2 separate regions of the Mus musculus genome follow, and region 1 is linked to region 2. The links are chromatin loops, found by intact Hi-C in ENCODE. Cell type or tissue: heart. All regions are shown on one strand. Links, peaks and the distances in the headings refer to the core of each region. The heading gives the core; the rest is flanking DNA.

Region 1 (16,086 bases), core at 6,752-11,751, 59 kb after region 2:
TCACTTCCCAAGGAACATACAATCCAGGAGGGATGGAAAGATATTTCTTTTTCTTTTTTTTTCTTATGTATATGAGTCTTTTTTTTATGTATAGCTGTCTTCAGACACCCCAGAAGAGGGCGTCAGATCCCATTAGGGAAGGTTGTCAGCCACCATGTGGTTGCTGGGAATTGAACTCAGGACCTCTGGAAGAACAGTCAGTGCTCTAAACCACTGAGCCATCTCTCCAGCCCCTGGAAGTATATTTCATTCATTTTAGTAATTCCCAGCACACCAGCTTGTACCTTTCACCTAGACCCACAAGTCATTGACACTTATTCTCTATGATCTGTACACGTACACACGCTTTTTCCACTTAAAATTTCAAGTTTTTTTTAACATAAGTTTCTTTTATTATAATATGCACGTGTCTGGAGGTCAGTGGACAACCTCACACCTACAAGGTTCCAAGGAGCAAACTTGGGCTGTCAGCCTTGCTCAGCAAGCACTTTGACCTGCAGAGCCATCCCACTGGCCCTTCTCTGGGGGAAGCAAGTGCGTGTAGCTTCATGAAATCCCACCCAAACTTCCTCACTGCACGAGCCTCCCTGTAGTTACTCCTGTGTTATTTCGACTTCACCCTTCCACCTGGCAGTTACTGTGACTTGGATAAGGCATATTAGACCACATCACTTAACGTGGCCTTCCAGTGGCATCTCTTCTCAGTCACAGGAAAAGCCAAACCTTTCCCACAGCCTGCAATGCTCCATGTGATCTATGTCTGTTGTCTGTCGGTTCTGGGTTCCTATCCGGCTTTCTCAGTGTTTTCCAAAAACTCTGGCCCTCTAGATAAGCTGAAACTATTCCTTTGCTATATAGACTGGGCTGGCTCAGACTCACAGAGATTTGCCTGCTCCTATGTGCTGGGATTAAAGGAGGTGCAAGGACATTTAGTTTTGTTTTTTAATTAGCATCACTATATTGAGGCTGTAGTTCCTGGACAGAATGTAAGCTGAACATGTCCAGTCCCCAGCATAGGGGAATGGGATTGAGGTGGGCCCAAACCACTCCAAGGAAAACAAAATTCTTCTCAGACACCCCTCCCGAGGAGGAAAAGCACCAGCCTCCCACATCCCTAGGTTTTCCCAGTGATAATGGTTGGAAGGAAACATAATTGCACTAGGGACTTTCAAGATGGAGATGTTGGTAGTGTCCTGCATGGGTTGGCTTCTAATAAGGTGAACAGATGTTTGCCCATGATCTTAGTATAATAATAACATGGGATAGGTGACCATGTGAGAGAATGACCGTGTGTTTGTATGGTTGGGACAGCTACCAGCAAAGAACTTTGCAATTCATCTTTTATTGAGGAAAGAGAAATCAAGAAATAGCACATACAAGCTGAGTGTGGTGGGACACACTACCAACACTTGGAAGGGGCTACATGAGACCCTGTCTCAAAAAACAAGCCAAAAAAATAGCAAAGGTGTCTATAATATTGACAGACAGAATTTCAAAAATAAAATATAGGTTAAAATTTTTTTCAGTTTCTTGCTTCTACTGAAAAATAGATCAAAGGGCCAGAGGCTATGGTTTTTCTTATAGGCATGCCCTGAAAGCTCTCTGCTGCCCTGGGGAAGCTCTGGGAAGACTGGCCTTGCTTAGTACAGGGCAAACCTAGTCCTGAGTGTTCCCAAGGCTCCTCCCTCACACCCCTCCCTAGGAGGAAAAGCACGGAAGTCCCTAGGTTATCCTAGTGATAATGATTGGAAGGAAACATAATTGCACTAGGGACTTTGAGAATGGAGCTGTTGGTAGCGGTCCTGTTCAGCCAGCAAAGTCTCTATCCCTGCAGTGGATCTGGGCCTTCTGGAGAAATCCAGACATCTTGTCAAAGGGAGAATGGGGTGACCAAGAAAACCTCAGAGTCTCTCCTGCCAGCCCCTCAGATGTGTGGAGGAAGCCGGTGATTTTCAGTTGGTTGATTTCACTCACTAGGTGTGACTGTACTGAAGGACTGGGGGGGGGGGGGGGGGGAATGACGTTGGATGGCTCAGTGTCCGCCATCCCCATCTTCCACGGGATTCATCCACTCATCTGATGAATACTAAATACCCACCAAAGCAGAGCTACAAAATGATTGGCTGGTAGGGGAGGGGGCTGTCAGAAACTGAGACAAGAGCGTCTTGGGAGTTCAAGGTCAGCCTGGGCTGCACAGTGAGTTCTAGGACAACCTGAGCTTCAGCATGGTGATACACGCCCATATACTAGGACAGTTGAGGTAGAAGGCACAGCTTTGTTTCTTGTAGATGTGAGTGGCTCTGGCCATTTTTAAGATGAAAATGATGCCTTCAGGGCCCCACAGTGCCAAGTGTCAGGACCAGAGCAGTCAGGTCGTTCACCTGTCAGGCCCTTGAGCCATCTGCTCTGCCAGGCTGCTTTTCCGGTTTAGGTAAATGAGGCAGGGAGATCTCCTCATTGTCCTGCAGGGCTTAGGTGGATTTTCAGAGTAAATAATCTATATATCTGTTCTTGACGGCTCCCTTTTGCCTAGAAGTGCATTTACTTTTTTTTTTTCAAGACAGGGTTTCTCTGTGTAGCCCTGGCTGCCCTGGAACTCACTCTGTAGACCAGGCTGGCCTCGAACTCAGAAATCCGCCTGCCTCTGCCTCCCGAGTGCTGGGATGAAAGGCGCGCGCCACCACGCCTGGCACTTTTGTGCATTCTTGAGTCTAGATGACACACTGTTGGATTAATGAACATTTGGTTGACAGTAAAAGCCACGTACGATTGCAAGGCCAGGCGAGCTGGAGGAAGGAAGCAGGTGTGAGACTGAGGGTCAGAAACGCAGCAGAGACTGTTCAGGAGTCAGAGGTTTTTTTGGTTTGTTTTTTTTTTTTTAGATTTATTTATTTATTATATGTAAGTACACTGTAGCTGTCTTCAGACACTCCAGAAGAGGGCGTCAAATCTCATTACAGATGGTTTTGAGCCACCATGTGGTTGCTGGGAATTGAACTCAGGACCTTCGGAAGAGCAGTCAGTGCTTTTACCTGCTGAGCCATCTCACCAGGCCCAGAGGTTTTTAAGTCGAAGAAATTCATAATTAATGAATGAACTGCTGTATCTGCCTGTGATGGGGCTTGTTCTGTCCTGGCTGGCCCTGAACTCCTGGACTAATGCTACTACTCTGCCTGATCCTTAGTAGCTGGGATTAAAGTGCGTGCCTGATTTTTTTCTTCTTTTTAATTTAAAGATCCTTTAGAATGAAACTGATAAGTGAGAAGCCTTTTCTGGGATCAGTTCCTGAGACTGGACTCTCTAGTTCTGTGTATTTGTGGTACTACGCATGTTTAACTGTTAACAGTTCACTTACCCTGGTCTGTCTCCCATGTTGTTGTTGTTGTTGTTGTTGTTGTTGTTGTTGTGACCTCCCCCACGCAACCCCACACACTAGGCACGCCCATGGCCACTGAGCTACATACATCCCCGAGCTATGTTTGAAGTTCTAGGGACTGGATTCAGAGCCTAGAGCATGCTGGGCAAGCACTGTCTCAGCTAACCTGGTCTTTTTAAAAATAGCAGCACAGTGCCAGGCCTAGATTTAGCACCCAGAAAGTCGAAGCAGAAAAATCGGCAGTTCAGAGTCATCCTTAGCTAAACAGTGAATTCAGGCAAGCCTGCGCTACAAGAGATCTTGTGCCAAAAAGAAATAGGTCTCAGCATGGGGCTTGAAAGATGGCTGAGCAGTAAGGAGTTTGTAAAGCTCTTCCAGAGAGCCTGCGTTCAGTCACAGCTGCCTGTACCTGCCGCCCCCTGGGTTCAGATGCCACTGGCTTCTGCAGGCACCTGCACTCACCGACCACACCATACACAGGCATACACATGATTTAAAACAAAATAAATATCTTTAAAAACAGGACTGAAGTGATGGCTCAGATGGGAAAGTACCTGTTCTGTGAGCATGAGAACGTGAGTCTGGATACCCAGCCTCCGCGTATGCAAGCGAGCAGTGCTGATGGTGACCAGGCCCACACACACATCCCCAGAGCTAAATGGCCACTCAGTGTAGCTAACTGCTGAGCACCAGGTTCTATGGAACACCTTGAGTCAAAAAAGAAGGTGCATGGCCAGGCATGGTCACACCTTTTAATCCCAGCACTCAGGAAGCAGAGACAGGTGGATCTCTGTGAGGTTGAGGCCAGCCTGGGCTACAGAGTAAGATCCAGTTTCAAAAATAATCCCAATAATAAAGGTAAACAATTGCAGGCAACACCTCATTTCAAACTCTAGTGTGTGTGCAGGTATGTACACACAAACACACTAAGAATATCAATAAGTAAAAATATCAAAGCACGCTCTTACCTTGTGGTGCTGTTTACAACCCCAGCATCTGAAAAGGAGGAGTAAGAGTTATGGTCATTCTCGGCTGCATTTGGCATTGAAGGCCACCTTGGGCCACAGGAGACATAATCTCAAACACACACACCAAAACCAGGGTCCCCTGAGGTTTTGAGCTGGTAGTTTTTAAAGTAGAAATGAAATGGTGTTAAAGTCTCATGTAATGTGACATTTCTGCTGTGTGTGGGTGTGTGGGTGTGTGTGAGTGTGTGTGTGTGTGTGTGGGGGGGGTGTTCCATGATGCTCATGTAGAAGTAAGAGGACAACTTAGGGAAACTTCTTCTTTCTTCCACCATGTGGAATCACATGAATTGAACTCAAGTTGTCAGCCTAGGCAGACTCATCTTGCATCTTTCCCTACTGAGCCATCTCCCTGACCCCATTTCTAACTGTTTGTTTGTTTGTTTGTTTGTTTTTTGAGACTCTGTATAACCCTGGCTGCCCTGGAACTCACCAGGTTGTAGACCAGGTTGACCTCAAACTCAGAAATCCACCTGCCTCTGCCTCCCAAGTGCTAGGATTAAAGGTGTGCACCACCACTGCCTGGCCATTTCTAACTTTTAGTTTATAATAATAATCTTTTAAACCTGTTGACCCCTACTGCAGCTTTGTAAGCCTATAGCCTTCCCCTCATCCCTAAGCATTCTTCCTTTTTAAACTTAAGGGGCTAAGTGAAGCTTGTTAGGACGTGACTAGACTGGAAAGAACATGGTGGTTTGGCGGCTAAAGGGTACTTGTGCTAGCTTTGCTGACGGAGACCCTAGGATTGTGGCCTGCGCCTACAGAGTTCCTCTGAACTCATGGATGTGGAGAAATCATTTTGTTAGTAGCCTATCAAAGCAGCCTTACAAGATCTTGCTGTCTCCCTAGTTCGTCCTTTCACTCAAATACTCCTTTCTTCTTCTGTCTTTACAGGTAGCTGAGACCTATTTCCAGGAAGAGGACTGTATCCTTTCTACCTCACAGACAGAATTCATAGGCTGCTTGGAAAAACCATCTTTTTTTATATTGAGGTCCAGGAAACAAGCTGTGCAGACCGAATGGTTTCAGCAGGTTTTGGCAGTTGAGTGTGCCCTTGTAGCCACCTCAAAGAGCAAAGTGTAGGAAACAGGTCACTCCAGAAACCCCCTAGAGCCATTTAAATGTGGCTTTCCATAAAGAACCTCTAAGTTTACCAACATTAAATATTTATATTCAAGAGAATGGGGAAAACACATGCTGCCGGGAAGAGAAACTTTAAAAATCTTTTAGATTCTCCTGCTCTTAAGCACACAAGTCAAACATTCACATAGTGGAACATGCCGGACAGCAGCAGACAGTAACTCCTCTGATTGCATGCTGCAAGTGTGGTCCTGAGCTGCACACAGTAGGGCCACGTGCAGAGAAAGATATCATTAGATGGTTTTGTTGTTTGGAGAATATCATGTTAAGATCCATCTGCATCATTGGGCAATTTAAATGTATGTTTTAATGGTTCCTCACTAATAGAAATATTTTATGATGTACAGATGTATGTTAAAAGGACACATTAGGTCTTCACTAGTAAACAACAAAATAAAGTTTTCCAGTACACTCAAGTATGCATCCGAATAGGAAGCCTTCAGTCCTGGGCAGAGGGTGCAGAGCCTGGGCAGAGGGAGCAGAGGCTGGGCAGAGAGAGCAGAGCCTGGGCAGAGGGTGCAGAGGCTGGGCAGAGGGTGCAGAGGCTGGGCAGAGGGAGCAGAGCCTGGGCAGAGGGAGCAGAGCCTGGGCAGAGAGAGCAGAGCCTGGGCAGAGAGAGCAGAGCCTGGGCAGAGGGTGCAGAGGCTGGGCAGAGGGAGCAGAGGCTGGGCAGAGGGTGCAGAGCCTGGGCAGAGGGAGCAGAGCCTGGGCAGAGGGAGCAGAGCCTGGGCAGAGGGTGCAGAGGCTGGGCAGAGAGAGCAGAGCCTGGGCAGAGAGAGCAGAGCCTGGGCAGAGGGAGCAGAGCCTGGGCAGAGGGAGCAGAGCCTGGGCAGAGGGTGCAGAGCCTGGGCAGAGGGTGCAGAGCCTGGGCAGAGGGAGCAGAGCCTGGGCAGAGGGAGCAGAGCCTGGGCAGAGGGTGCAGAGCCTGGGCAGAGGGTGCAGAGCCTGGGCAGAGGGAGCAGAGCCTGGGCAGAGGGAGCAGAGCCTGGGCAGAGGGAGCAGAGCCTGGGCAGAGGGTGCAGAGCCTGGGCAGAGGGTGCAGAGCCTGGGCAGAGGGAGCAGAGCCTGGGCAGAGGGAGCAGAGCCTGGGCAGAGGGTGCAGAGCCTGGGCAGAGGGTGCAGAGCCTGGGCAGAGGGAGCAGAGCCTGGGCAGAGGGAGCAGAGCCTGGGCAGAGGGAGCAGAGCCTGGGCAGAGGGAGCAGAGCCTGGGCAGAGGGAGCAGAGCCTGGGCAGAGGGAGCAGAGCCTGGGCAGAGGGAGCAGAGCCTGGGCAGAGGGTGCAGAGCCTGGGCAGAGGGTGCAGAGCCTGGGCAGAGGGAGCAGAGCCTGGGCAGAGGGTGCAGAGCCTGGGCAGAGGGAGCAGAGCCTGGGCAGAGAGAGCAGAGGCTGGGCAGAGGGAGCAGAGCCTGGGCAGAGGGAGCAGAGGCTGGGCAGAGGGAGCAGAGCCTGGGCAGAGGGAGCAGAGGCTGGGCAGAGGGTGCAGAGCCTGGGCAGAGGGTGCAGAGCCTGGGCAGAGGGAGCAGAGCCTGGGCAGAGGGTGCAGAGCCTGGGCAGAGGGAGCAGAGGCTGGGCAGAGGGAGCAGAGCCTGGGCAGAGGGTGCAGAGGACTTGTGATGCTGCTTCTGGGCCCAGGAGTGTTAGGTGATAAAGTGAGAACTGCCCTCTTAGTGCTCATGGGAAGGCTACAAAGCTAAACTTTCGCGTCTTCTCTCTTTTCTGGGTCAACATTCAGGACATTGCCCAGAGGAAGCTGGGCAGTTGGACAGTATTCTGTGACCTCCTAAGATGCAGGTTTGTGTGGTGCAGATGGAAAGCCAAAAGGTCATAAGAAGATCAACAACGAAAAACTGGAATTCCGTGATAATTAGGAAAGTCACTGTAGGGAATTATTTTTTTTTTTTTTATAAAAGACCCATGTCATGTGATGTTTTCATGATTTAGCATGTTATACTTTTTACTCATGGGAGGAAAGTGTCCGATTAAAAGTAAGCTAAGGGTCCGGGAACCAAAAAGAAACGTTGCCTGAAGGGTCTCAGAGTCAGGAAGTCAGCTAAGTAAAGAAATTAAAGTTTTACACAGGCTCCAAGATCTCCTGTGGGCCCTCCTTCCAATCGGATGGCTTTACTGAGCGCTAGATGTGCAGGCCTTGAGTAAAGCCTTTCATTTCTCTGTGTTCCAGTGTGGAACCCAAGTCCCTCGGCGTCACCGTTCCATGTGTGCACATGATGAGATGCGCTTACTCAGAAGCCAGGAAACCTCAAGTCAGCTCTGCTTACATTTGAAAATATTTAGAGTCGGCTCATCTTTTTGATCAGGTCCACACATTTCTTTTTTTTTTTTTTTTGGTTTTTTGAGACAGGGTTTCTCTGTGTAGCCCTGGCTGTCCTGGAACTCACTCTGTAGACCAGGCTGGCCTCGAACTCAGAAATCCGCCTGCCTCTGCCTCCCGAGTGCTGGGATTAAAGGCGTGAGCCACCACATTTCTTGTCTTCTGTAGGACATTCCTTAGCAAACCTGGGGTTTAATGGAGAGGGAGTCTTGATTTCTATTTTCCTCAAGATTTTCTGTTCAGATGAGAAAGCAATGAAATTTATTCAGCTTGAAAGGCTGTATCATGAGCAATTGCTTGCAAATCTTTCTGCCATTCAGGAACAATGGGGTAAGTACAGACTGACCTGGAACTGGGAATTAATGGGAATTAATGTAACAACTTGCTAGCACTGACCTCGATTTGCATGTTAAAAAGTTACTGTTGCAAAGCCCAGGCTGGGGGTGTAGCTTAGTGTCCTAGAGCCTGCAAGGGCAAGGCCCTGAGTTCCCCAGCACCTGGTGAGAGAGAGAAGGAAGGAGAGGGAAGGCTGACGGGTCTGTATCTTACTCTTCGTAGCTATTTGCTAATTGTGTTAACTTTTGGGTTGCCTGAGAAGCTAGCTGTATATTAATTATTACAGTGGAGCCTAAATAGATTTTGTAAGAACCAGTGACTAACAAATATTTTAAATTTAGAAACAAAATGGAAAGCTGTCCAGCCACGTACAGTGACGCCTCTGAGAAATTCAGAAAAGGGATTTAATGGTGAAGATTTTGAACAGCTTGCTAAAATTTGCACAACTCACCAAGAGTACGTATGTTATAATTTATTTAAAGTAAGTTGGAGCGGATTGAAGATATACAGTACATTGAGTATGGAACTGCATGAGCCATTTCTTTGTTTTCTTGACATTTTCAACTTAAGAAACTAAACTGAGTATAATAATTTTTTTTTAAACCTCACCTGGTTTCCATAGGCTTCGAGGATCCTTCTAACTAGAAACATTGATAATTTTGATACTTTCTGATTAAGGGATCAGACAAGTCAAATGATCTAAGTTATGCATTATGACTTTTTCTGTTTTTTAATCATTTATTATTTTAATTTTATTAAATGTATGGATATCTATATATTCACTATTTTTATTTTGGCTGTTTCCCAGTGTTTGTATATCTTAAGAACAGTTGTAACCGTTTAAAGAACGGTCTAAGCAGCACAGTATGTAGTATTTAACCTAAGTGACGGAAACCTTCATCCACCAGGTACTTCTCAGTTGCTTCATCTGTGTAGAGCAGCTAGGTTTCTAAGACTAAGTCACCCTAATAGTTAAGCTTCACTGAAGCACCAAGTCCGTGATCCCCTCTCTTCCCCCGGATCGTAACTTAGGTCTGTAGTGGAGTTTACATGGCCTGTGAGTTCAGAGAGGATAATGCTACTGTTTCTAGATTCTTCCCTACACCCTTGTTTCTCGGTTCCATTTTATCACATGCAGGGTCAGTGCTGCTGTGCTGCTGTGACAATGTATCGTATGACCCCGTGGCGGCCTGCGTGCTCAACATGTAGACATTTGACCTGTTTCTTAATCCCAAGTATAGTGATAATAGTAAAGCTAGAATTTATTTCACCCACACCTGTTAGAGTGGTATCCTTAAAACCGAACACTTGGAAGGTACTTGTCTGTCCATGGGTAATTCCAGCTAATTCTCTTCTGCCATGATCTGTTTCAAACTGAAACTTTAAAACGTTTGTGGGGTGTGAAAAGCCCCTGTAGCTTGTGTGGGGCCTTGCAGTAGCAATCAGCTGGTGAAGGAAGCGAACACAAGCTGCAGCTCTCCTTTGACCACGGAGGCCGGTGGCAGTATTTCAGCCCTGGGACTGTTCTGCGCTAATATTAGAATGCAGAGAGCTCTGGTTTTTTATAGTCCTTTCAGTGACATTTGTTTGGAAGCATGCTGTACTTTTAAAACTATGTTTTTCTTCTTTCCTACAGCCCTCTCTTGTCCAAGCTTAAGGTAAGAGGTTTTGCTTCTGGAAGCACTCACGGGGAGCCTGTCAGCACCTTACACTGTGTGCCAGACTGGCCCAGAAAACCTTCCCCAGCATGCCTGCAGTTTTCTAGCTTAATACAAGTTTCTCAAAAAAAGTCATGACTATCTTTTCCTCTTTAACAACTTTTTAGACAGCGCCTGTGGAACCGTCACCAGAGAGGAAAAGCCTTGCAAGGGCGATAATGTCTGAAGAGGCAGTGGGGACAGAAGCAGCAGCCAAAGAGCCAGGTCCGTGCAGAGAACACTAGAGAGGCTTACAGGAGCCCTGTCACCTGCAGCATTTTAAGTGTTACATGTGAAATGCTGGGTTGGAATTTTTTTTATTTAGGTTTTTGTACATATACTTTTAAAAAATAGAAAACCTACATTTCTATATGTATTTCTATTTTTAGATAACTAGAAGTAATAGAATATAAATTCTTTAAAATCTAAATATTTTCTCTAATGTCAGTATGGAAAACATAATATAAAATGATTATACAGAGTGGTCTGAAATAGCTTTGGTGTATTTAGATTCTTTCTTGTGTAAAAACAAACAACAAACAAACAAAAACAAACAAACAAAAAACCAAACTATTACTGAACAGATTAACCAGGTACCAACCTGTTCTGTAAGCCTAGCTAGGGAGAAGTTCTGTCTGGAGAACTTATAGAACGTTATCCTCTCTCCTTTGTTAGCTAACATACAGTGTGTGTGTGTGTGTGTGTGTGTGTGTGTGTGTGTGTGTGTGTGAGTGTATGAGTGTGTATATGCGTGTGTGTGTATGAGTGTGTGTTTGTGTGTGTGTGTATGGGTGGGTATGTATGTGAATGTGTGTCTGTGAGTGTGTGTATGTTAATGTGTGCGTGAGAGTGTGACTGTGTGTGAGAGAGACTGTATGAGTGTGTGTGTGTGTCTGTGACTATATAAGTGCATGTGCAAGCGGATGAATGAGTGTGACTCTGTGTGTGTGTGTGTGTATGTGTGTGTGACACTGCATGTGTGCTGTGAGAGTGTGACTGTGTGTGAGAGACACTGTATGAGTGAGTGTGTGTGTCTGTGACTATATAAGTGCATGTGCAAACGGATGTGTGTGTGTGTGTGTGTGTGTGTGTGTGTGTGTGTGTGTGACTGTGTGTGTGAGACATTGCATGTGTGCTGTGAGAGTGTGTGTGATTCATACCGCTTTGTGTGTATGTCTGTGACTATATAAGTGCATGTGCAAGCATATCAAACAGGCTTTGGGAAACATTTCTAAATGTATTTACAAAGCTTTAGAAGTAAATATTTTCAGGACATTTTTATCCTGATGATGATTTTATTATCAGTTTATATTATGAACCTTATGATTTGAACTGTTTTAAAGAGAGATGGCAGGCGTTCTGAGTGAGCCTCCCTGACAGTACAGATGTGACTGTTGCCATTCACTAGCCCTCTGCTCTACCAAAGCTCTTGTTAAGTCAGTTCCAAATCTTCATTCCCTTTTCTCTTATGACACAAATTAGGGATTTTGTTTTGTGTCAACCTCACACGCTTGTTTTTTTTTTTTTTCTGTCTTTTTTCTAGTAATTTTTTAAATGTCAGAAACCAGGGTAAAATAAGCTTTATTGCAACTTAATAGACACGGTGATGTGCACCTGTAATCCCAGAACCGAAAGGGGCAGGCAGGAGAACACGACTCAAAGTCGTCCTCTTAGTTACAGGGCGAGTTTAAGCCTGGCCTGGGCTGTAGAAGATCCTGTCCTGAGTCATGTCCACACACACACACACACACACACACACACACACACACACACACACACACACACATGCACCCAGTAAAGGGATGGACTCAGGAGTCACCCAGTTTGAGTGTGGCCGTGCCTCCACATTGTGTGCACTGGGAAGATTGCTGTTAGGAACCCTGTGTGTGAAGCGAAGCTTAGCACTGCATGCAGCCCAGCACCGGCCTGTCCTCTGCTGCGCTCTCTGTGGTACAGATGGGGAGACCGAGGCACCACAGTTAAGGCCATTTGTCTGGTGCTCTGGTTCTTAAGTTAAGCCTGGATCCTTGCTCTTCTAACTGAATACCTCATTTTTTGACTGAGTAAACGGTTGGGATTATCACTGGCTTCAACAATCCAAACAACAATATCCATCATGATCCTGGACAAAGAAGGGCATCTGGCCCCACCTCATCTTTAAGAGAGAATTGTCAGTGCTGTGGATGCCTTTCCAGTGTAGCTTGGGGCCCTGCACTCTGCATCTTTCTCTGTATTTTGTCCTTGTTATGTATTGTCCTTTCCCTTATGTGGAGATCCCCAGCCTTGGGGGTTAACAGACCAGGAATGTGCTGCCCGGTCTCATTGGACTTTATGACTGAGCTTGACCCATTTCCCACCTGGCTGTAGCCTTTCTTACTTTGACCTTTGCCCCATACCCTGCCTGATAGATGCCAATAAGCTTGGGCAAGGCTCACAACCCATGGGGACCTGCTGTCTTGCAGCCAAACCTTGGACTCTCCAGAGATGGCCACTTCTTCTCAGTGCTCTCTGATATCAGAAGTTGGGGGTCGGGAGCCAGGGACCGTGCAGAACTCTTCCGGTGCCGCCTCTGCATGACAGCGGAGTCTGCCAGGCCGTTTTGGCCTCTCCGGCATCTGAGACAGAACTTAGGAAATACCTGGTCTTGGGGCTGGACTGCTTAGATTGTCAGTTGGTAATTGAAGTTCTAGTAAACTAAAATTTAAAAGGAATAAAACTATTATTTTGTCTTACACTTTTGACTGTTTTTTGTGGAAATTATATATGCCCTCGTAGAATGTTTAGCTAACAAGATGAGAGGGCTTCTTTCTTGACCAATGGGCAAGTTCTGCTTTTTGTTTACATACAAGTTTTTTCTTTAAAAAGTATTGAGAGGTAGAAATTCAAACCTGTTTCTGCTTCTTGTCAGATGTATTCTCTGTAGTCCCCTCTGCGCCCATGTACTAGGAAGCTGCCTGTGCTCTGAAGGCACATTTTCAAAGGTGCTGTGTTCAGATTACAAGTCTAATCTGACAAACTCTCCTTCCTTCATTCTGAATAAACTTCGTCCTATTTACATCTTTATATTATTAGTAAGATTACCCAAATACTTACCCAATAATGGCATGCCTTAAGTAAGTAGAAGCTAAAAAAGTTTTCTGGTTTATTAGATTTTTAAAAAAAGAAAAATAATAAGTGTATTTATTTAAATATAAAAGACAAAAAATTCAGAATTTAAACTTTTTTATTTATAATGAGGACTGAATCATTCATTTACTTTAACATGCTTTTGAATAATCATTTTTCACTACATTAATACTATTTATTAACCACATGGCGTGTGTGTTCTGCCTAAGGACACTGCAGTGTAACAGACAGCATTTCTGTCTGAAAGGGTTAGAATAGTTTTGTGTCACACGTGTGCATGTGTTCCCCTCTACCTTTGTATGCAAAGCGTTGTTTGGAGTCCAAAAGCAGCTTATTTTTCTTCATATTCAGAGATTGAAACCTGTCCCAGCACGGATCCAAGTGGAGACCGGCATGAGGAGGAGCCCCAGGAGAGCAGCCCCGGCTGTCATCAGATGGAGTGGCAGACAGCTTCCCCCGAGCTTCCAGGGACTGCAGGAAAGGACCACACGGAGGAGCTGCCCAGCAGCACCAATGCCACACTGGACCTCCACACCCAGTCCCTGGAGACAGCCGGGAGCAGGTCAGGGCCAGCTGCTGCCTCGAATGCCTGCAAAGACAGCAGCTGCGTGCCGGCGCCTCCCACAGAGGACCACTGCGGTGTGGCCAGAGACCCTAAGGTGGCTCCTCCTAGTGAATCAGTGGCAGAGCAGAAGCTCTCCACCGGCGACGACGGTGCACTGCCTGGGTTGATTTCAGAGGGTAAATATTCACAGGCACACCGAAAAGAACTCTGCCTTCCTCTGCAGGACGCATTTGAAGCGCTGCCCAGGGACCAGCCTCACAGCAGTGAGGTAGCTGAGCCGCGGCAGCCTGATGTCACGGCCAGTGATGGGAAATCAGCACAGAGTCAGGCTGGCTTGGAGACTGGTCCTGAGAGTGCACTCTGTGGTGACAGGAAAGCCTGTGACGTAAGCACACTGTGTCTGGAAGTGTGTATGGCCCCAGAAGAAAGGCGGGACAGTGAAGACCGAGTGAGTAAGGAAACGGAAGACTATCTGCACAGCCTTTTGGAGAGATGCTTGAAGGATGCTGAAGATTCCCTGTCCTACGAGGACATCCAGGACGACGACTCTGACCTCCTCCAAGACCTCTCTCCTGAAGAAGCGTCCTACAGTCTCCAGGAGGATCTGCCTCCTGACGAGAGCACGCTCTCCCTTGATGATCTGGCCAAGAAGATAGAGATCGCAGAGGTAAATCGGGGATGAAGAGCAGGGAGAGTAAGGTGCAATCTCATGTGCAAATCCTGCTCTGGTTCTAAGCTTAAGGGGACAATTCCATTAACATCAACATTAATTATTGAATGACTTGTGTGTTGTTAAATCAGATGGCATTCAGTCACTGCAGTGCTTACAGTTTAGGAAGCTACGTTGTCTGCCTCTAGACAGAGGCAAGAGGCACGGCTACCAACGCCATATTTCTTTTTCAACCTTGTGAGTTAGCATTCTCAGGGGCTCAGATGAAGACAAGATTGGGCACACTCGAGTAAGGAAGCCTTTCTCCTCGTATCCCCAGGGAATAAGATGATGTGTGTGTGTTCACTGTTCCTTCAGTGTGGGAACACGCATCTCTAGATTACACAAGCAGCCTTAACAGAACGGAGGGAAGCTTTGAGATGACGCTTTAAGATGAACTTTTAAGCTATTAAATAGAGAAAAGACAGAAAAAAAAAAGAACAGCAAAGAAAGATGACTGTTGTCTTTTGTTTCATAAGAGAATTTTAAAGGTCCTGGGAAGAAAAAGATAAAAAGCTATGGAGGTGGGGGGGAATAAAATAAGTAAGTCTAGGAAAACAGAGGTAAAATCCACAGCAGATAAACCAAGGGAGACAGCAGGAGAGCTGTCACAGAGAGTCACACCGGACAGCTCCAGGGCGGGGCCCTCAGGCTCACCAGCCTCCTGGGCCGTGGCTGTATCTCTCTGAGCCAGCTTGTGCTGGGAAACTGAGACCAGTGTTTCTGTGTGTGTGGTCTGTCGTCCCCATTCCCACCCCCACCCCACTCCCACCCCCACACCCCCTCCACCTTAGGTTGACCCTTGACCTCATCCACACCCCTAAGCTCTGCCCTGGGAGGCTATGGCAGGAGAGTCACTGTGAATACGAGGCCAGCCTCAGACATTGTGTAGCATTGTTTCAACCCTCTAAAATTCTGGTATACAGCCACTGTGTTCTAACAACATTCAGGAAGGCAGCAGGAAAATAAAGCAAAACTAGCTAACAACCTATATGTGATAATGGAGCTCTGTGACGAGCTTCCTGGGACCACTGCTCTATTCCTATTTTATTTCCTATAAACTGTGGGGTTTTTCCTTTGTCAAAATTAGATTTTTTTTTTTAAAGTAAAGCCTTAAGCTCAGTAGTTATTCTCATGCTTGTTCTTACCAGAGTACCTGAGATAGCTTCCACAAAACTATGATTTTTGTGTCTTAATTCTCTTTTTTTTGGTTTTTTTTGTTGTTGTTGTTGTTGTTTTGTTTTGTTTTTTTCGAGACAGAGTTTCTCTGTATAGCCCTGGCTGTCCTGGAACTCACTCTGTAGACACCAGGCAGGGCCTGGAACTCAGAAATCTGCCTGCCTCTGCCTCCCAATTGCTGGGATTAAAGGCGTGCACCACCACGCCCAGCCTGTGTCTTAATTCTCTTATCAGAATCATTTCTTGGAGTATACCGAGTGTCTGCTCATCGGTGGAATAGTTAGATAACAGGTGGTAGGGATGGTCGTACAGCATCTGGAATATAACGTGCCGAGAACTGTATAGGTGAAAGGGTTAAAATGGTACTAATATGATATAAACCTCAGCACAACTTTCATAATAGTTGTTGAGAAGCAGCAGCACTGATGGTGAGCAGAGCTGAGAGTGTTCTGAACACTGCTCTGCACAGGGCAACTGTGTGTGTGTGTGTGTGTGTGTGTGTGTGTGTGTGTGTGTGTGTGTTACAGCTAAATGGGGAGTTCCTTCTCAGATCACAGCGCAGTCTCTTCATGACCCCGGGGCTAGAAGATTGTACGTGGAGTTGA
Region 2 (14,728 bases), core at 1-5,000:
CCTGATCTTAAGGGAATAAACTACACTCATTTAACAAAAGGTAGATTAACAACTGAAAAGTGTAACCACAAATTAATGGGAGCCTATGTAACAAGTGTTCCTATGTAGATCTAGAGAAAGTGTCCAACTTCACGCTGAGAGTCAATGGAGAATGGGCAGCTCTGTGGGGATGAGCTGGAATAAAAGGGGTGTGACCTGAACCAACCAAAGGTGGAAGCAGACCCAGGGCCGCTCCGTTCAGATTCTTAGGCTCTCTACGTTTGTCATTCGTTCCTCTTGGGCAGAGGGTGAACGCTTCTGACAAAAGAACTCCCGATCCTCTATGAATCAAGGTAGGCCAAAGGCAGTTCTCACACAGAAAGCTTACAGTAATTCTCAGGCCTATCATTTCTTTTGCAGTGAGGTGGTCCTAGCTTCTGTGTCTATCCTGAGAATAGGAGTTCTGCTCTCTAGGGCTTGATTTGAAGAACAGGAGGGCAGAAACACTTTCTTCCTGAAGCTACACCTGAGGGCTTCCAACTGTCCTTTATTCCAAAATACTCACTTATTATTAATGAGTCATGCTTTGAGGTTATCATTTTCGGGGCCCCAGTAGGAACTAGAAAAGAGATTTCAGAACTCCCAAGCTTTCAGAAACTCAACAAGCATGGAACACTCAACAGGTCCTAGTCTTTATAGATATATTACTTTAGGAACATAAAAATATACCTCCAAATGTGGAATAAAAGTCTTTTCACTTTCAAAGGCAACCACTCTGGCACCAGCTTTAAGTAATGCCCCAGTCAGGATTCCAGGACCTGGTATATTAACAGAAAAACTTTATTTGCAAAATAAACAACATACTGTCTGATTCTGTCTCTCCATTTCTATCTGTCTGTCTGTCTGTCTGTCTGTCTCTCTCTCTCTCTCTCTCTCTGTGTGTGTGTGTGTGTGTCTTTCTCTTCCTCTATTTTTAAGACAGGATCTCACTGTGTAGCTCTGGCTGTCCTGGAATTCACTCTGTAGACCTCGATGGCCTCCAACTCACAGATCAGTCTGCCTCTTGCTGGGATTAAAGGTGTGTGCCATTGCATCCGGCCACAGTCACTTTCAAAGTCGACTTTACACAAGCTTCAACGACACAATGTTTCCAGATAACATTCTTTTTGCATATAGAAAACTATGATTAGGCAGTTACCTTGAACCCACAACATCTCAACAGGTAAGCTGTACAGCCTTCTGTCTGTCAGTGACAGCAACACTTACTGTCCTAACAAATGTCACTATTTCCTAGAAGAAAAACAAGTATATAAGATAGTATGTAAGATTGCGACTACCTCTTACTCACGGACTATTTGAATGTTTAGCCATAAAAATTACTGTCAAGTCTAAACGAAATGACTGTCAGTAAGAAGTGATGCTTAAGAAAGAAAAAAATACAATTCAGGGTCAATGAGAACGCTCAGAGGGCAATGGCGGTTGGCGTAAAGCCTGAACACTTCGTTTCAATCATTGAGATCACAAGTGTAGGGCGAGAACTGACTCTCGCTAAGTCGTCTTCTGACCTAAACACGCGCGCATACACAATAAACAAACACTAATTTAGGATATTGGGCACGTAAACGCTAAGGGCAAAGCTTCTGTTCAACTCACCTGGATTGCACTCTAGTATAATTTGACGGGATGGGTTTTGGTGCTCCAGCAGGTCCCGTACCAGGTTCCTGGCCGCTTTCTTACATGCTATGTGACGCGTAGGCTCCGATCGATTCCTGGATGTCCACGGGGACGACTCCTCCAAATCAGAATCAGGCAACGGCTCTATATTGAAGTCAGAGAAGCCGCGGCGGTTCCTCGTTTGCCAGTCCTTCCGCGTCGCCGCTCCGGACCCTAGAATGCAAGATGGGCCGCGGGCCAACGCTGACAGCGCGATCCGCGGGGGAAGCCGCATCGCCGGTCCCCTCATCCTCCTCTAAAGTCCACCTCAAACACCAGTTAAGGTAGCCTCTGCGAAGAACGCAGAGCACCCCATCACACGTGCACACATTTCACCACCACACTAGGCCGGGCGGAAGTAAACATTACGAATGGCGCATGCGAACGACCTAGCCTCAGTCCTTTGCTCACTCGCTTCCGCTTCCGCCTAGGCTCCGCCCCCAGGCTCCTGTGCGTGGACTCTCCGGGTGTGTCCGTGCTGGAACTCTATGGTCGCCCGCCCTCCGCACTTCCTCTCTAGCCGCGGTCTCGCACTCTATGCTCCTCGGTCCGGCCGCCAGCCGGGAGGGTTGCGCAGAGGGAGGCGGGGCGGGAAGGCTAGAGGTGTCCGATCCTCCAGTGCCGCGGGAGACCCGAGCCGGCGGTGTGACAGCTCGTCGGCCGCCATGTCAGCGCGCGGGGCTGGAAACAGACCCGGCGCCCGGCGGTAGCCCTTGCATTGCCTCGGATGCCCAGGTAAGACCAGCAGCCCGGCTGCAGGGGATCAGCCGGCTGGCGGCGACCGCCGAGCTGTGGGGAGTCGCTGGCTCCTCCCCGGGCGCTGTCCTCCCCGGAGTTGCAGCGGGTCCCTCTCGCATCCGCCCCCTCTCGGATCTCCTGTTTTCCCCGCTTTTCTGCGGGTACGCGGTTGTCGCGCGTCGCGCCAATTTCTCCGCGCGCGCTCCCCTCCCCGGGGACCCGGCAGCTTCTACTCCGCGTCGGTGTCTCTGTTCGGTGGCCCGTCGCCTGTGCCAGCTTCCCTGCGGGTAGCTTTTATTTGCCCCCATATACCTTCTTTCCCCTCCACAGCTACCTCTTTGGTTGTCAGGAACCGCCGAGTGCCTCCCTTCTTTCCCTCCCTGTGGGCCAAGATTTACCTTTTCTTTTTAATATGCATGTTTGCAAGACTGAAATTTCAGGCTGAAAAATTTTAATATTTGAAAGCTTAAAATTCCTTCCCATGTTTAAAAGGATTAAAGCCTTAGGAAGCTTCCTTATTCTCTGTGTAAACTTAGTTAAGCACATTGTACCGTAGAATGCAATTTAAAAGGCCGATTGCAAAGACTAAAAATAGGATACTCTAATGGGAATTTTGGCAGTGTTAGAAGATCCTTTTCTTTGAGAGTGATTTCGGTGTTTGGGGATCGTACTCAAAGCTTTGCCCATTATCCCTTCCATCAAGGCTGGAAGCTGCGGCCAATCAACTTCTTAGTTTAAAATATGTACAATCCTTTCTGCTTACTCTGCTGGCAGCATAATTGAGCTTGGCATATAAATGCACAAGGAAAGAGTTTCTCAGGAATGTGTCACCTGCCAAGTAGCCTCAAGATTGCCCTTAGCTAATGAAACTCTAGGGCGGAAAGAATTGACACCTGAAGATGGCCTTTTTTGCATGGTAAGTTAGTACACTGCAGAAGCTATTAACTGTTGTTCACTGATCTTGATTTTGTTAAGTTTTTGTTTTGTTTTTTAACATCCTTTCTTTATTGAAATTATTCTTCCCAGGCATGGTGGTAAAAGTCTGTGCTCCTGGCATTCAGGAGGCTGATTACCCACCAGTTGGAGGCCAGCCTGGGATGCATAGAGTTCAGGGCTAGTTTAGGATATAGTGAAACCATGTCTCAGGAAAAGAAAAAAAGCAAAGGTGACCCCCCCCCATTGGCATTTTGATAAACTCAGAAGGATTCTAGACTTGCACCCCTCCCCAGAGCTATATTTTAACAATTGAATATGGCAGAATGATTTTTATAATTTTTATTAATTAAATAATTAATTAACTTTACCTCACGATCCTTGCCTCCCCTGCCTCCTCTCCTCCCAGTCCCTCCCTCAGAATGATTTTTAAAAAATATCAGAGCAATAACAAAATTTACTTACCCAGTATATTCTTGAGTTTTTCATTTTTAAAATAAGCCTCTTAAGGCAAGGGGATTGTAGCTCAGTGGTAGACCACTTCGCACGTATAAGGCCCTGAATTCCAGACCTAGCACCATTTTTAAAAATTTCACAATGCCTGTGGACCACAGCCTACTCAGTCCAAGGAAACTTGGGGCAGGGTTTATTTTCCTTTTGAGTGGTTGGCGTTAGGAAAGTTATATTTATCATTGTCCTTCTTTGTTAGGGGTCAAAGCCTGGGCTTTGCACACGCGCTGGGCGAGTGCTCTGCCCTGGAGCTACCTCCCCAGCTCCCTGTTTCTGTTTGTGTATGTGGTATGCATGTGTGTGCCTGTGTAGTGTGATGTCACGTGACTGTCACTGTCCACTGTTTTGTTGAGACATGTTCTGTTCCTGACCCTGGAGCTCAGATCCTGCTGGGCTGGCTGTCCGTCAGTGTCCACGGCTCCGTCTGCCTCCATCCTCCACGCACTCAGGTTATGGGTGTGGGTCTTTGGGGATCAGGACTCAGGTTTCCATGTTTTCTCTGCAAACGCCTTCCCGCCTGAGCCCCCACCCTTGGTTAACTCAGCATCCCTGGCACTGCAGGCCTTTGCCATGTGCCTAGTTGTTTCCCTCTGCATAGAGTTAATGGTATACTTGTCTGCATTTGCAGGTACTCGAGCAATACAGAAAGCACCCACCCCATGTCCATTTCACTTTTAAAATGAATCTTAGAGTCAGCATTTAGACCTACATTTTTAGAAAAGCTTAATTAAAGTTTTTTTTTTTTCACAAATTGCTTAGCAGTTGGGGCTTTTGTATCTTGTGCAATTTTTGTGCCTTTGAAGTAATTTTTCTTTCTAATAGTGCCTGCTGGTTTCTTTATGGCTGGTTTTAAATTATTTTTCTTATTAAGTTATCATAATCAGATTGCTTGAGAACGGAAACTACTGGTTTCTCTCTTTTTTTTTCTTGTAGCTTTTAAATGAGAATTGAAATTGGGAAATACTAAATGACAGTTCTGGCTTGCATCAGACTCAAGGCTGGAGAAGCATTATTCAAAGGCGTGGAAGATAATTCTAAAACTTGACTAGCAGTCCCACTTACCAGGTGGAAATGGTCTTAGTGGCTTTACTCCTCTGTATAGCAGAGTTACAAGTAGTTGTCAAGATTTCCTGCTAAGTCTGCAGCTCTGATGTGGTTAACACTCAGCACATCTCAATTAGGGCTGACCCTGTTGCAAATGTCCAAGAGTCACTTATAGCCAGTGCCTCCCTCATTGGCTGGCACATAGCTATAGCATTGCTGTTTGATGCTTAAAATGTCTTTCTACCTGGAGAGTCTGATTCTCTTGGGATACATGAAAAAAAGCCTCTCTCTCTCTCTCTCTCTCTCTCTCTCTCTCTCTCTTCCCTTTTATAAGTGCTTCCATTCTCAAACTGAGAAGATTCTGTGCAGGAAGAGGGTTCTAAGAAGTCTCTTCCTATTCGGTGTTGACATCAAACTCCGCTCCTTTAGTGAGTGCTGATGTCAGTGCTTGTTTAGTGAGTATCAGAAGATGAATAGAGGGCTCAGTCATTTCCTTGGGTGTCATTGTGACACCTGTGCGGCAACACTGTATCAGGGCTGGAAGAGTCTTTGTCTACTAAGTCTGTTGGCACTGAGTAGGGTGTTCTTGGGAAGGACCTGTGGAACGCTTGAACTTGGTTGTGAAACAGGTAGGGTACCTGCTGTTGTTGTGTTGAAACTGACCCTTTTCTGACCCAGTTTCAAGTATAGCTGATGGGTTTGGAGATGTGGGCCTCTACAGCATGGTATTTCTTATCAAGAGCGAGGTAGATTTTTTTTTTAGGCAAATTATAGAATGAGAGAGGATGTGCTATTTTGGCTTTGAAATCATGGGAATCAGAGTTTATGTTTGTTAGAAGGAAGTGTGGCGGCTTTATATAAAGCTGCTGGCACATCGTCTAGGGACCTGCCAGGAGCTGCTTCACAGCAGGTGTGGTAAACTGTCATGTTCAGATGAAAATGTCATGGTTTAGAGCTGAAGTAACATGGAATCCAGCTTCCCCATGTGGGGACCAGCCTGACCCAGCATTGGTCCTGTCTTGACTCCCGTGTTCTAATACACTTCCCAATTAATACTTCTTATAATTTAACACTAAACAAGTCTGCTTCTCTGATCAGGAGACAGACTTTCTATCTAGAATCCAGACTTTATAGAACAGCACACTGTAAGGCTGCCTGTGGAGGGTCTACAGGAACAAATGCAGAGTTGGAGAAGGTGGACAGACTAATTTTTGTGAAAGAGGTGTGTACAGTTCGGTAGTGTTCTCACTTGCATTTAAAATTAGACAGTTGTCTATTGGCAGCTTTTGGATTGATAAAAAGAATTTAATTCAGGACCCCAGAGAGAAAATTGAAGATATGGGCAGAAAGATACAAAGCTTGGAATCTGCAGGACAGGAGTAGACTGAGAGGCTAGACTGAGCTAGTGCACACCTGAGCGGCAGTTAGGGACAGAGCAAGCTTTAGGCTAAATGGTACATTGTAGCCTTGCCTGGGTGAAGGAAGAGTAACTGTGATTGTCCCTTTGTTTCATCTTAAGCACTTTTATTAATACCCATGTATCTTATATAATACACATGTATCTCACACAATCCTGCTATGTAGCTTAGACAATGTAGTAAAACTTGTATTTTTAGAAAGCAACACTCTAGATGTAGAGGCAGGAGGGTAGTGAGTTGCAGACCTGCTGAGCACTTTAGGTAATATAAGGTGACCCTGTTTCTAAAACCTAACAAAAAAACTAATAGAAGAAAAATTTTAAATGTTTTTTTTTTTCTTAAAGCCAAGCTAGGTGAAGTAGCATGTACCTGTGGTCCTAGCTATGTCAGAGGCTGAGAGAGGGAGTTCACTTGAGCCCTGGAGCCTGGGGTCACCCTGGACAGCACAGCTAGATCCCTTCTGGGAAAGAAAATTAAAACACACTGTTTCCTATAAATTGGCCCTAGTGAATTTATTTTAGTACTCTGAGGAAGAAAACTGATAGCTGGCAACGTTTCCGTTTCTTTAAAAAGCTCCTTTAAGGTTAGGGAGATGGCTCAGCGGTTAAGAGCACTGACTGCTCTTCCAGAGGTCCTGAGTTCAAATCCTAGCAACCCCATGGTGGAAACTATTATTTTGCTTTCCCTTCAGTTATTGAGCCTTATTGGTTTACATTAGTACAGACTTTTTCTGTTATCATCCCCATGGGAAAATATATTTACTTTCAACAAAGGCCTACTTTTATTTTCTAAGCAGTTGGAGTAATTTATATGGACTATTTTTTTAAAACATGGTATATTTTAAGATTCTGATGTTTGGTGATAGTTGGAGATTTCTTAAAGTGTTTTAGGCATGATTTTGAACTTACCATATTTGGAGACAGAAACCTTGTGTCATGTTACCACTACGATACTGTATCATGCTATCTTAGGACTTCCTGTTTTCTGTCATCGCTGGCCATTTGGAATGGAAAGATAGAGTACCTATCAAAGACTGACAGATCCAGCTTTCCCTGTCACAGTGCCTAGTAAGAATTCTGAAACAGTAGCAAATTAGCAACCTCTTTTGATACTAGAGCATTGACATTTTGATGGTATGTATGATTGTAAGAATTAACACCGTACACACCTTTAATTCCAGCATTTAAGAGAGGCAGAGACAGTGGATCACTATGATTCTATGGCTAGCCTTGGTCATAGGAAGTAAGACCTTGTCTCAAAAAAAGTAAATAGAAAAGTAATTAATTTTATCTTGTGATACACTTTATCTTTGAAGTATATCTTTTCCCCTGGAAAGCTACCACCTAGTAGATCAATGTATCCTTTTTTTATATTAGCTGTGTTTTGAGAACTCAGTGTTACTAGGTGGAGGCTGTGTAATTTGAGTCAAAGCACAGTAACCTCTTAAGGTACTTATGGATTTTGAAGTTAAAATTCCCTTAAAATACACGCACTCTGTGCTGCAACAGAATGCTGTTTTCCTGAGTCCTGAGAGTATGGCTTTGAGGCACTTTAGCACCTGCTGTCCTTTGTGTTATACGCACGCCCAGTCCTTCCTTGTTCACAGTTTCTGTCTTTGGCAGGTAGAGTCTTACCGTTGTAGACTTAACAGAATGACTGGGCAAACTGAAGTCATTGCTAAAGATTGCTCAAGGAGAATTTAGTCTGTAAAAAGATTTTAGGGTTTTTTTTTTTCCCACTCATAGAATATGGAAAAGGCTTATTTAATCCAAGTATGATGTATGTATGTAAGTTTTAAGGATTCAGGAAAGTAGCCCACATTATTTCTGCCCTCACACTCAGCATGGATGACAGGAGGAAGTGACCAGGCCTGTGAGCTCAGGACTAGAGAGGATGAAGCGGGAAGAACACCACAGATTGGCAGCATTCTTCTACGATACATAGAGAGTTTTACTGTCTTGTTCTGTTTTGTTTTGAGTGCTGGGAACTGAACCCAGAAATTAAACAAAACAAAACAAAACAAACAAAATTTTTTTTAAAGGTTACATTTGTGTGTGTGTGTGTGTGTGTGTGTGTGTGTGAGAGAGAGAGAGAGAGAGAGAGACTGTGTCCCAGGGGACACGTGCCACACAGGCACACAATGGGGGTAGGAGGAGGACCTGTGAGAGCCGGTTCTTTGCTTCAACTGTGTAGTGCAGGGACTTGAACTCAGGTTGCCGGGATGACAGTTGAACAGTAGTTTGCATATTTGATTCCTACAACCCCCAGCCATACCCTGGAGAGCTTTGTTTTTACACAAGCTTTATCCCCCTGACAACCTGAAAAGGTAGGTGTATTACTCCTGCTCAGGAGCCCTTATCCAGGCTGAGGCAACAACTATGCCAGGGGCCTCTGCGGAAGGACGCTGCGTGCACCTGTGATGCTCCGCCCAGAGCCCAGTGTGTGAGAAGCCTTTGCTGGGAGGTCACACTGGGCTCTGGCCTTAGGAGTGTCGGAAAGAGAGCTTGAAAAAGAGCCTCGTGCTTACTGTGCAGCACATTCCCTCTTCTGACTTGTGTCTACGCTGCCTGCCAAGGAAAGGTGAAAGGCTGGAACACTCTGGCTTGTTGTAAGCCTTAAAAAATCTTATTTAGAATGTTCCTTCCTTCAATTATGAAAAGTGATTCTCCAAAGAGAAAAAAAAAAAAAGGTGTTTAAAAAAACAAAAACAATTATTGAAAAAAAAAACCCAACAACTTTTTTTTTTTTTTCTCCTCTCTAAGAAACTTAAATAAAAGCTTATTTGGCAGTCAGGGCCCATGATGTCTTCTGTCTGTACTGGCAAGTGCGATGGATTGGCCAGGAAGAGGGACACACTCCAGGGGACATGAGGACATTTCTAGCCTACCTATGCCAACTACACATCATTTTGAGGGGAAAATGAAAAGGCATAATCTACCAGCAATCCTGCAAAAAGCCCTGGAAAGTGTTCTCTGTAACGTTCTTGTTACTGGCTTCCCTTCTCTAGTGTCCAGCTCAGGATAGATAACTTAGGATAACCTGTCTTTACTCTAGAGTCTTTTCTTTTTTCCCAAAGCTCCTATCCAAATACAGCATTTTGGGATAACACATTTCAAAAAAGCACATTAGGTGGGTGTTTGCTGTTGTTTTGTTTTGTTTGCTTATTAAGACAAGGTTCACTGTGTAGTCCTGGCTGGCCCAGAGCCAGCTGTGTAGATGACTGTCTGCACGTGGCCTGTCTCTTGCCTCCTGAGTGCTGGGTTAAAGGGAGTGCTGCCACGCCTGGCTACCTTATACTTTCATAGCTTCAGAAATTGTTTTAAACATCAGGTTTTGTCCTCTGTGTGCTTTAGAGTGAAGAGTTGTTCCTGTGGATGTTTTCATAGATTCGAAGTTAGTCTTGATTTAGGATTAGGTAAAGAAGAGCTCTATGCTGAAGAGCGTCCTAGTGTGCAGGGTGACCTGGATACAGGCTTGCTTATAGGCATATTCTGTGATGAAATCAAAGAGGTACAAATTGGATACAGACAGAAAGATTATCTTAGAATAGCAGACCTAGAGGCATTCCTCTGAGATGAGAGCAAAATACTGGCTTCCATGTGACATTTGGCAATCTCTGTTGTGGTCGTGGGTGCTGTACTAGAGAGGATCACCAAGGGTGAAGCTGAGCTGAAGCTGCGTGGATACTGTGCTGACTCAAACAGTTGTCCTTTTCTGTAGCAGTGTGTGGACTGGCTGTAAGAGGTACAGAGATACGGGGAGTGGGATGTTGCAGATGTTGAATTTTATTCAAGAGTGTCAAAGAGAATATTTTGATGCTTGGTTAAAACCCAAGATGGGATGACATGAACTAAATTGAGCAGCAGATAGTAACATGTCATTATGGATTTTGGGGACATGAAGAATTATTTGTTCCACAAATCTGTGCAACCACTGTTTTTATTATGTGAGACAGAAAGGTAGTGTTTTCTGAAGATTAATCTAGCTCTGGAATGCAGGAGAGATTGAGGAGGATATGTGAGGCACTGGGAGCCTTTAATTAAAAAACACTGCCTCTGCTCCTTATTTGGAAGAATGGGAGATAAGCTGACATGTTTTCCACTTAGGTTTTATAATACAGTTAGATTGTTTTTGCCATATGAAATATTATACTTTACCCAAGTTGAATTAAAGAAATGAATTTTAATTAACCCTAACCCATGCAAGGGAACATATTATACTATACATATATAAGGAAATCTGCCACTTTGGTGAGTAACTTTGAAATGCATAGGCTCATGAGTGATTCTGGACTTGGTATTACTGCCTGTGAACTTGATGGTTGATGTTGGAGCCTAGGTAACATGAATGTTACTAAGTACAGTGGGACTGTGGGACTGATGCTTACACAGAGCACCTTGTATAAATCTCTTCCGAGATATCTGAGGAAAAATCAAGACCCTCAAATATAGACATGGGCCAGTGACAAGGCTTAGCAGGTAAAGAGGCTTGCCACCAAGTATGAAGACCCGAGTTCAATCCTGGGGACCAGCATGGCAGGAGAGAACCAACTCCCAATGTTCTCTGACCACCATGTGTGGTACTTGTGCACACACACATTCATGCACACACACATTCACGTGCACACATACCCATGAATACATAAGTAAAATTTTAAATTTGTTTTAATTTTTAAAAATAATTTAAAAAAAGACATTTTTAGAAAATGAATGGTTTTACGTGAGTTTAAGTCAATTGTTTTTTAAGAAAGGACATGGATATGCATCCAGGTGGTGGTGGTGCACACTTTTAAGCCCAGCACTTGGGAGGCAGAGGCAAGCAGATCTCTGTGAGTTCAAGGGCAGCATGGTGTACAGAGTGAGTTCTAGGAAAACCAGGGTTACATAGAAAAACCCTGTCTTGAAAGAAACAAGAGCGAGAAAGAAAGAAAGAAAGAAAGAAAGAGAGAGAGAGAGAGAGAGAGAGGAAAGGAGGGAGGGAAGAAGGAAGGAAGGAAATGTATATGAAACTTTTTTAGTGATTATAATTTTATAATATAATAAGTAGTATGTGGAATTAAATTGCTATTAATTATTATCATTAGCAGCAGCAGCAGCAGCAGCAGCAGCAGCAGTAGTATAGATATAGTATAGTTCCTGGTTGGCCTGAAACTCAGTAATGTAGACCAGGCTGGCCTTGAACTCACAAAAATTCTCCTGCCTCTGCCTTCTGAGTGCCAGTTTACCAAAATCTTGATGCCACTCTATGGAGGAGAGGGGGCTTTGTGAGTACCATGAATATGAAGTCAAGGTCATGGAACACGTTTGTTGAGTCCCTTCTGTCCTTTTTGACCTTTATTCTGGGGTGGAACTAGGGTTGTCAGGTTTGAGTCCAGTGCTTTTGCCTGCTGAGCCATCACCATGGTGGTCTTTAAATGCTACCTTTCCAATTTAGACTCCAGAAGGAGACATAATGAAACAATTCAGTTGTGCTTGTTTCTGTGATCAGTACAGCTCTAAGGTGGAGGTTTCCAACCTGGGTTCTTGAGAACTAGCATTGTAGAATTTCTCAGTTCTGTAGGTTACAGCAATTATATTGAGGGTTTTTTTTGGGGGGGGGGGAGTTGTTATTGTTGTTTTGTTTTGTTTGTTTTTGTTGTTATTCTTGTTTTTAAAATAGGGTCCTAGAGGCTTAGAGGGGTGTTCAAGCAGTTCTGAGTACTGGCTGTTTAGCCAGGCATGGTGGTGCATGCCTTTAATCCCAGGGCTCAGATGTTAAAAGTGTGTACTGCTCTTGCAAAAGACCCAGTTTGTTCCTAACACCTATATCAGATAGTTCACACTTGTCTGTAACTCCACTTTAAAGGATCCCGCGCCTCTGGACTCTATGGACACCTGCACTCACACACACAAACCCTCACAGACACATACATGATTACCACCACCACCACCACCACCACCACCATCACCACCACCATCACCACCACCATCACCACCACCACCACCACCATCATCATCTCTTGGGTTTGAGAGGCAGGTGTCTGCTTATTATTTGGAAAGAGAGTTTACAGGATTAGTAGGAAATAGGAAGATGGGTTCAGAGAGGTTATAAACATGTGTGGCCTTGGGGATTTCGGTGAGCAATGTCCTCTTCAGTTCTGCCCAAGGGCCTGAACTGGACTAGGAGAGCATGCATTGAGATACAAGCCTGGACTTCCCATAATTTTCCATCTAGCTAAGCTGATGTGTGCCCAGTTCCTCTGACAGTTCATCATCTTTCTATGCTGTGGTCCTATAGCATTCCCACCCTCCTTCTCTGGCTATCTGTTCCTTCATTTCTAACATGATCCAGTGTCTCCTTTAAGGATGCAGGAGACAGGCGTCCTGAAGCAGCATAGTAGCGCAGCGTACTCTCTTTTGACAGGCACAAGGCAAGAGAAAGGTGGTGTAATCTCTTTTTTCCTTATTCGTTGGCAGAACTGAGGACTGATTCTCCAGCCTTGCACATGCTAGGCGAGTGTTCTCTCCCTGAACTTCTCTCTCCAGCCAAAACTATTACCAAATGTACCAGTCAGATGTTATCCTGTCTCCCCAGAGCAGGCTAAGTAAAGAGCTGTCAGGAACAAGGACAGTTTCTGTACTGACACACCATGTTAAGACATTATTAGCATATGTCCACATCTGGCACTTTTGGGTGGGGGCCGCAGGGGGGATCCAGGAGTCTCTTATACACTAGACAAGTGCTACTGATGAACTATGTCAGCAACCCTGGCCAGTGCTGCTGCTCAATATGGACTGGAACTCAGGACAATCCTCCTGCCTTGGCCTCCCAAGTACTGGGATTACGGGCATGTGCTATCACCACACCTGGTTATCTACTGTGTCTTTGAGACAGTGTTTCACTCTGTAGCCCAGGCTGGCCTGGAACGCCTATGTAGCCCAAGTTGGCTCAAACTGACAGCAGTCCTGAAAAAAAAAAAGTCCAAACCACAGATTTCATCTTGAGAGATACAGAAATCTAGATCTTGTGAATTGCTGGTAGGAAGTGTAGCATGTTTGTCGACCCCCTTGGGAAGCAAACTGTGTGGCAGCTCCTTAATCAGTTGAACAAAAGTATCATTCAACCGGCTCTACTCCTGAGGAGAGGGAAACAGATCCGTTTGGTGCTTACCCACCTGGAGTGCTGGCACCTGGAGTGCTGGCAGGTCCAGGCTAGAGGCAAGAGAAGCAGGAGGCTGAGGCCATGCCTGGTTACATTGCAGCTCAAGCCAGAGTGGGAAATATGAGACCCTGCCTTAAGTCAAGCAAACATGAAAACTTTCAGACAAATCTCTGTAACAATGTTACTCACAATACTCTAAGATCTACCAGGATGCTTAACAGTCAATGGATGGATACAGAAAATGTGGCTCTGTCCTTACCGTGAAGTATTGGGAGTCAAAGGAAATGATATGTTTATATTTGATTGATTATTTGTCACTTTGTTATGATGTAAGAGTTGTGCCATGAGTCATCTGCACAAATAGAGTTTGACACAATAGATATTCCATGGCAGAACCATAATAGGTGAAAATAGTCACAAAAGACTAGGTATTACATGATCCCATCCATCCATCCATCCATCCATCCTTCCATCCATTTTTTTGTTTTTTGAATCAGGGTCTCTTTATGTAGTCCAGGAGTTCCATATGTAAAGCAGACTGGTCTTAAACTCACCAAGATCCACCCGCCTCTGCCTCCCGAGTGCTGGGATTAAAGTATGTACCAGCACACACATACTATGATTCCATTTATATGGACTATCTGGAATAGGTACATCTATCAGGAAAAGCAGGTTAGTGGGGGTTTTGGTGGATCCGTTTGTTTTATTTTTGGCAGGATCTCACACTGTAGCCCTAGGTTGGTCTGGAACTCACTGCAGCTCGGGCTGCCTTTGAACCTGTGCCAGTCCTTCTGCCTCACAATGAAGGTTAGTGGTTGGAGTGGTTGAGGAAGGCTGTGGGGAACACTGGGGAATGGGGAGGGATCACTAGCTGGGTGTGAAGTGAGAGGCCTAAGGGGAGATGAAAATGTTCTAGAACAGACTGCTATAGCTCAGATTGATTTAGTGCTGAGGGAGCCACATTCTGATGTGGCATTTCAACACTAAAGTCTACACATCTGTCTACACATCTGTCTACAAACACTGAGCAAAATTAACCAGTTACGCCTGTGGCACAACCCCGCAGCTTCCTTTAGAAGAGTCGTGTCCTTGGTCTTGTCCAGCTCCCTGGGACTGAAGGGAGCTGGCTGCACCGGGATCCAGGATCCCCATCAGGCTGTTGACTTAATTTCACTGATACGGTTCTTAGTGCCTTATTTGTCAATTTGTTATGGCTTAATAGTTTGTATTAAGAATCATGCACACATAAAGTC

The links. Peaks named below come from ENCODE experiments on the same cell type or tissue, not always from the same donor. Only the 100,000 strongest peaks of a DNase experiment are listed, where the experiment ranks them.
Region 1: it touches region 2 in a loop (2.2-fold over the local background); 10 of 42 quality-filtered maps call a loop at or near these places.

Annotation. Positions count from the first base shown.
Region 1 is chr1:179,596,407-179,612,492 of GRCm38, forward strand. Cnst (consortin, connexin sorting protein) reads left to right here. Exons shown (of 11, transcript NM_146105.3): 4 at 5,296-5,326; 5 at 8,113-8,199; 6 at 8,547-8,661; 7 at 9,842-9,863; 8 at 10,031-10,127; 9 at 13,380-14,260. Among named protein-coding and RNA genes, the nearest start is that of Cnst, 58 kb to the left of the region's middle. In heart, for the core only: a CTCF peak has its summit at 9,694; no DNase peak of the experiment used is centred there; H3K27ac peaks cover 862 bases.
Region 2 is chr1:179,544,190-179,558,917 of GRCm38, forward strand. Tfb2m (transcription factor B2, mitochondrial) reads right to left here and starts at 2,087. Exons shown (of 8, transcript NM_008249.5): 1 at 1,633-2,087; 2 at 709-797. The coding sequence starts at 1,942. It overlaps Cnst (consortin, connexin sorting protein), which reads left to right and starts at 2,340. Exons shown (of 11, transcript NM_146105.3): 1 at 2,340-2,427. In heart, for the core only: a CTCF peak has its summit at 2,543; DNase peaks (open chromatin) are centred at 2,252 and 4,232; H3K4me3 peaks cover 3,162 bases; H3K27ac peaks cover 2,942 bases.